2 separate regions of the Homo sapiens genome follow, and region 2 is linked to region 1. A link is an interaction called in ENCODE POLR2A ChIA-PET data of the cell type or tissue named here. Cell type or tissue: PC-9. All regions are shown on one strand.

The links. ChIA-PET counts read pairs that join two places held together with the same protein. Peaks named below come from ENCODE experiments on the same cell type or tissue, not always from the same donor. Only the 100,000 strongest peaks of a DNase experiment are listed, where the experiment ranks them.
Region 2: POLR2A ChIA-PET joins it to region 1 with 13 read pairs; 7 of 35 experiments call an interaction of 5 or more read pairs at or near these places.

The regions. Positions count from the first base shown.
Region 1 is chr6:6,671,520-6,674,019 of GRCh38, forward strand. No RefSeq gene overlaps it. Among named protein-coding and RNA genes, the nearest start is that of LY86-AS1, 50 kb to the left of the region's middle. In PC-9, no CTCF peak of the experiment used is centred here; no DNase peak of the experiment used is centred here.
Region 2 is chr6:6,619,863-6,622,362 of GRCh38, forward strand. The region is part of intron 1 of LY86 (lymphocyte antigen 86); the gene reads left to right. The region is part of intron 1 of LY86-AS1 (LY86 antisense RNA 1); the gene reads right to left. Among named protein-coding and RNA genes, the nearest start is that of LY86-AS1, 1.7 kb to the right of the region's middle. In PC-9, no CTCF peak of the experiment used is centred here; no DNase peak of the experiment used is centred here; H3K27me3 peaks cover 83 bases.

The sequences.
Region 1 (2,500 bases):
AATATTATAAACACCTCTACGCAAATAAACTAGAAAATCCAGAAGAAATGGATGGATTCCTGACAGATACACCCTCCCAAGACTAAACCAAGAAGAAGTTGAATCTCTGAATAGACCAGTAACAGGCTCTGAAATTGAGACAATAATTAATAGCCTACCAACAAAAAAAAAGTCCAGGACCAGATGGATTCACAGCCGAATTCTACCAGAGGTACAAAGAAGAGCTGGTATAATTCCTTCTGACTATTTCAATCAATAGAAAAAGAGGGACTCCTCCCTAACTTATTTTCTGAGGCCAGCATCATCCTGATACCAAAGCCTGGCAGAGACACAACAGAAAAAGAGAATTTTAGACCAATATCCCTGATGAACATCGATGCAAAAAGCCTCAATAAAATACTGGCAAACCGAATCCAGCAGCACATCAAAAAGCTTATCCACCATGATCAAGTGGGCTTCATCCCTGGGATGCAAGGCTGGTTCAACATATGCAAATCAATAAACATAATCCAGCATATAAACAGAACCAACGACAAAAACCACATGATTATCTCAATAGATGCAGAAAAGGCCTTTGACAAAATTCAACAACCCTTCATGCTAAAAACTCTCAATAAATTAGGTATTGATGGGACGTATCTCAAAATAATAAGAGCTATCTATGACAAACCCACAGCCAATATCATACTGAATGGGGAAAAACTGGAAGCATTCCCTTTGAAAATTGGCACAAGACAGGGATGCCCTCTCTCACCACTCCTATTCAACATAGTGTTGGAAGTTCTGGCCAGGGCAATCAGGCAGGAGAAGGAAATAAAGGGTATCCAATTAGGAAAAGAGTCAAATGATCCCTGTTTGTAGATGACATGATTGTATATCTAGAAAACCCCATCGTCTCAGCCCAAAAGCTCCTTAAGCTGATAAGCAACTTCAGCAAAGTCTCAGGATACAAAATCAATGTGCAAAAATCACAAGCATTCTTATACACCAATAAGACAAACAGAGAGCCAAATCATGAGTGAATTCCCATTCACAATTGCTTCAAAGAGAATAAAATACCTAGAAATCCAACTTACAAGGGATGTGAAGGACCTCTTCAAGGAGAACTACAAACCACTGCTCAAGGAAATAAAAGAGGATACAAGCAAATGGAAGAACATTCCATGCTCATGGGTTGGAAGAATCAATATCATGAAAATGGCCATACTGCCCAAGGCAATTTATAGATTCAATGCCATCCCCATCAAGCTACCAAAGACTTTCTTCACAGAATTGGAAAAAACTGCTTTAAGGTTCATATGGAACCAAAGAAGAGCCCGCATTGCCAAGTCAATCCTAAGCCAAAAGAACAAAGCTGGAGGCATCACGCTACCTGACTTCAAACTATATTGCAAGGCTACAGTAACCAAAACAGCATGGTACTGGTCTTCACCAGTTTCTAACAGAGGTTCTGGAACATAGTAGGTTCTCAATCAAGGTCTGTGGAATTGAATTTGGGTACCAGCAGTGCCTCTGGAAGGGGATTTTCTACCCCTCTACTTCTGCCTCCTTTCTCAGGTCCATGAAAACAACCTGCCATTGGTTATTCATCAACAATATGCTCCATGCTGGATCTTAAACTCCACCTTGGATCCAGGTTAATGACACTTGTACTGCTCTAAACTTCCATTGTGTGAACCACCAGATTTTCATCCTTTCTTCAGACTCGTGTGACTGAGTGCTGCTCCCACACATGACCACCCCCGACCTCACTCAGCATCTGTGGAGTTCAATTATATCAGGATCCACAATACCCTTGGGAAATCGATTTCCTCCCCCAAACTTCTGCCTCCTTCTTCTGACCCCCTAATAACCACCAGATACTGATAAAGTAAACCATGATTTCCTAGTTCACTTTACCACCCCTGCCCCATCTGTCTGTCTAGACCTTATCCCAAAAATACCTGATGTGCAAGCCACAGAGGAAATTTTTAATTTTCTAGTAGTCACATTTAAAAAAAAAGAAAAAGGTGAAATTAATTGTAATAGTACATTTTATTTCAATTATCTAAAATGTTATCATTTCAATATGTAATAAATAATTTTTAAAATTATTAGTAAGACATTTTACATTCTTGTTTTTCTCTAAGACTTCAAAATCCAGTCTGTATTTAATCCTTACAGCCCATCTCAATTTGGACTGGCTTCATTTCAAGTTTGTAACGGCCACTAGGAGCCAGTGGATATTGTATTGAATAGCACGTGACCAGAAATTAGGTATTAGTAGTAATAAAAATAATAATAGCTAATACTTACTGTGTACTTACAACATACCCAGCACGCTCCTGAGCCCTGGAGACTTTCTATGCATTCCAAAACTTACTTCTTACAGCAATCTCATAGGCTAGGGACTGTTATTAATCCCATATTGTAAACAAAGAAATAGCCTCACAGATTATGCACTTTCCCAAGCTGATACAAACTGTTGAGTGGCAGAGCCAAAGCTAGCAGACTGGTGGGT
Region 2 (2,500 bases), 52 kb before region 1:
GAAAGAATGAGAGACAGGAAGAGAGAAGAGGAGAGCTAGGAGAAAGGGAGGGGGAGAAAGACTACCTTTACAAAGCAGGAAGGACATTGCAATCTTGGGGTTGCACTTGGCCATGAGTATGTGGAAGGCTGGTGGAAGTGAGATTGGAGGGGGGTCAGCTCCTTTTCACAGCGACTCTGCTGTAAGAATTCTACCTTCCCCTGAGAGGAGGAAGACCAATTTCTAACCATTTTAAACCCAAGCAATAGAAATGTAAAAAACAGGCACATACATGCGCTTGTACACACACACACACGAATGATTGTTAAACTGGTGACATCTGAATAAACTTTGTGGATTGTATCAGTGTCAATGTCCCAGTTTTGGTATTGTCCTCCATGTAAGATCTTACCATGGGGGATGATGGGGAAAGACATATGAGACCTCTCTGTATCTTTTTGCAACTTCCTGTGAAAATATAATTATTTCAAAATATAAAGCTAAAGAAAAACCTCAAGTAGAGCTAGAATATGGAAAATGGGACTAGCTGTGTAAGAGTTGGGCCCTCCTCTATGCCTCAAACTAACCAGCCAGCAACGCAGAGGCCACAGGGGGCGGAGCTACATCCATGGCCTCCAGGACTTAGGGACATACATCCAAGCTTTCCGGCTGCCTGAAGTCAAATCAAGGATTGGTCCAGTGGAGTGTACCCGGGCCCCCACCATCCTCTGCTGAGGAATTTCACTTCCAGAGTCTGTGTCATTGGATTTTGTCTTCTTCCTACTGATTCCAGTTGAAAGCCCACTGCTAGCTGTTAATAGAAGCCATTCTGACAAGGTTGTCCTCCCCTCGACAGCTGCCCAGGTCTAGCCCAGCCTAGGCCACTAATGGAGGGTGGAAGGCACAACAATACCTTTGGAGCTGATATTTGTTCAAACGCTGCTCACTCTAAACCTGGCTTGTTTATCCAACTCTATTTTACTCCATGAATGTCCAAGAAAACTTTTCTAGAAGAGATTTGATTGTTGCTGCCCTTTGTATGCAAAACAGATGCTGCTGGCTGCTCTCCTAGAGCTCTTCCTCACTTCTGGCAGGGTTCACATGCTGCTGGTTTGGAGAAGCCTGCCTTCGAGGGCCCACATGCCCGGGGGAGAGGGGAGCAGGGGCAGTTTGGGGTGTGCTGGATTCACCCACTATAATGCTGTCCTCCCTTGGGTGGAAGCCATAGAAGTCAACAGGACAGACAGCAAGGGAGTGCCACATAGAGGCCAAGGAAGAAATATTGAAAATGAACAGTCTTCTATTTCGTGATGAAGTTTTGACTTCTTTCCTCAGGTCATTTGCTGAAATACAGTGAAGTATCTGGAGGAAACACTTATCTCTGCCCTTGAATTCCCAGAACGCCAACTCTGATTAACTTTCCGATGTTATTGCTTCAGAAAGTCCAAAGTCAGATGATCCGTCTTACATGTATTAAAAGTTACTGAGGCAAGGGTCCAAGGGAAAGTCTCTCCGCTCTCAGCCTGTCCGTCACTGTTCATACTGTAGAAGGAGAACTACTTTAAAATGCAACCTACCATCTTTTATATTGGTAGGTGATTCTGAGGCATTTGCAGGATAGGTAAAGCCTGGAAATTGATACAGTGATTATTTAAAGCAGTGATCGCCACCAGGGGTGAGTTTATCCCTCATGGATACTTTGGTAAGGTCTAGAGATATTTTTGGTTTCACAACTAGAGGGTATGGGGATGCTACTGGCATCTGGTGGGTAGAGACCAGGGATGCTTCTAGACATCCTATGATGTGCAGAACAGCACCCACCACAAAGGATATCCAAAACAAAATGTCAATAGTGATGACATTGAGGAATCCTGCTTTAAGGTTCTCGGCAAATTTACTACAAATAACCACTACTATTCATCCAGCAAACAATCACTGGAGATTTAGTATGATATTAAGACATTATGTATAGCCCTGGCACTGGGGAGTTAGCTTTGCAGTATCTAGTGGAGGAATGACAGAGGTATACAAACAAATATAATGTAATATAAAACATGCAAAGTGCCTGAGTGGAAATGCAAATAAATACAGAGAAGGATATGAGTTTGAGAGGGTGGGGTTGGGGGAGGAGGAAGAACCAATGTCACTTTCCCCAAGAGGACCACAAACTGCATGTTTACACTCAAAGATATCACTCTTGCATATAAATTTGAAATAACTGCTAGGAAAGCTCACCAAACCCTTAAGCGCTTTTTAAGCAATCTGTCTTTCTGCTTTTATATACATATCCTCAGAGAGATGCAGCCTACAGCTTTCTTTGTGACTTTGTTCTTTATTGAGATTATTTTCCTAACAACAATGTGTTTCTAGTACCAAGAAAATGCTTTATTTCCTTCTCCCGCCCTTAGTTGATTCTTTCTATCTATACCTTTAAAATATTGATAAACATACAGTGTAATTCTATAGCTGCTAATCAACAACACAATACGTACTTAGCCTCTTTTATTTTGCCTGGATAGCA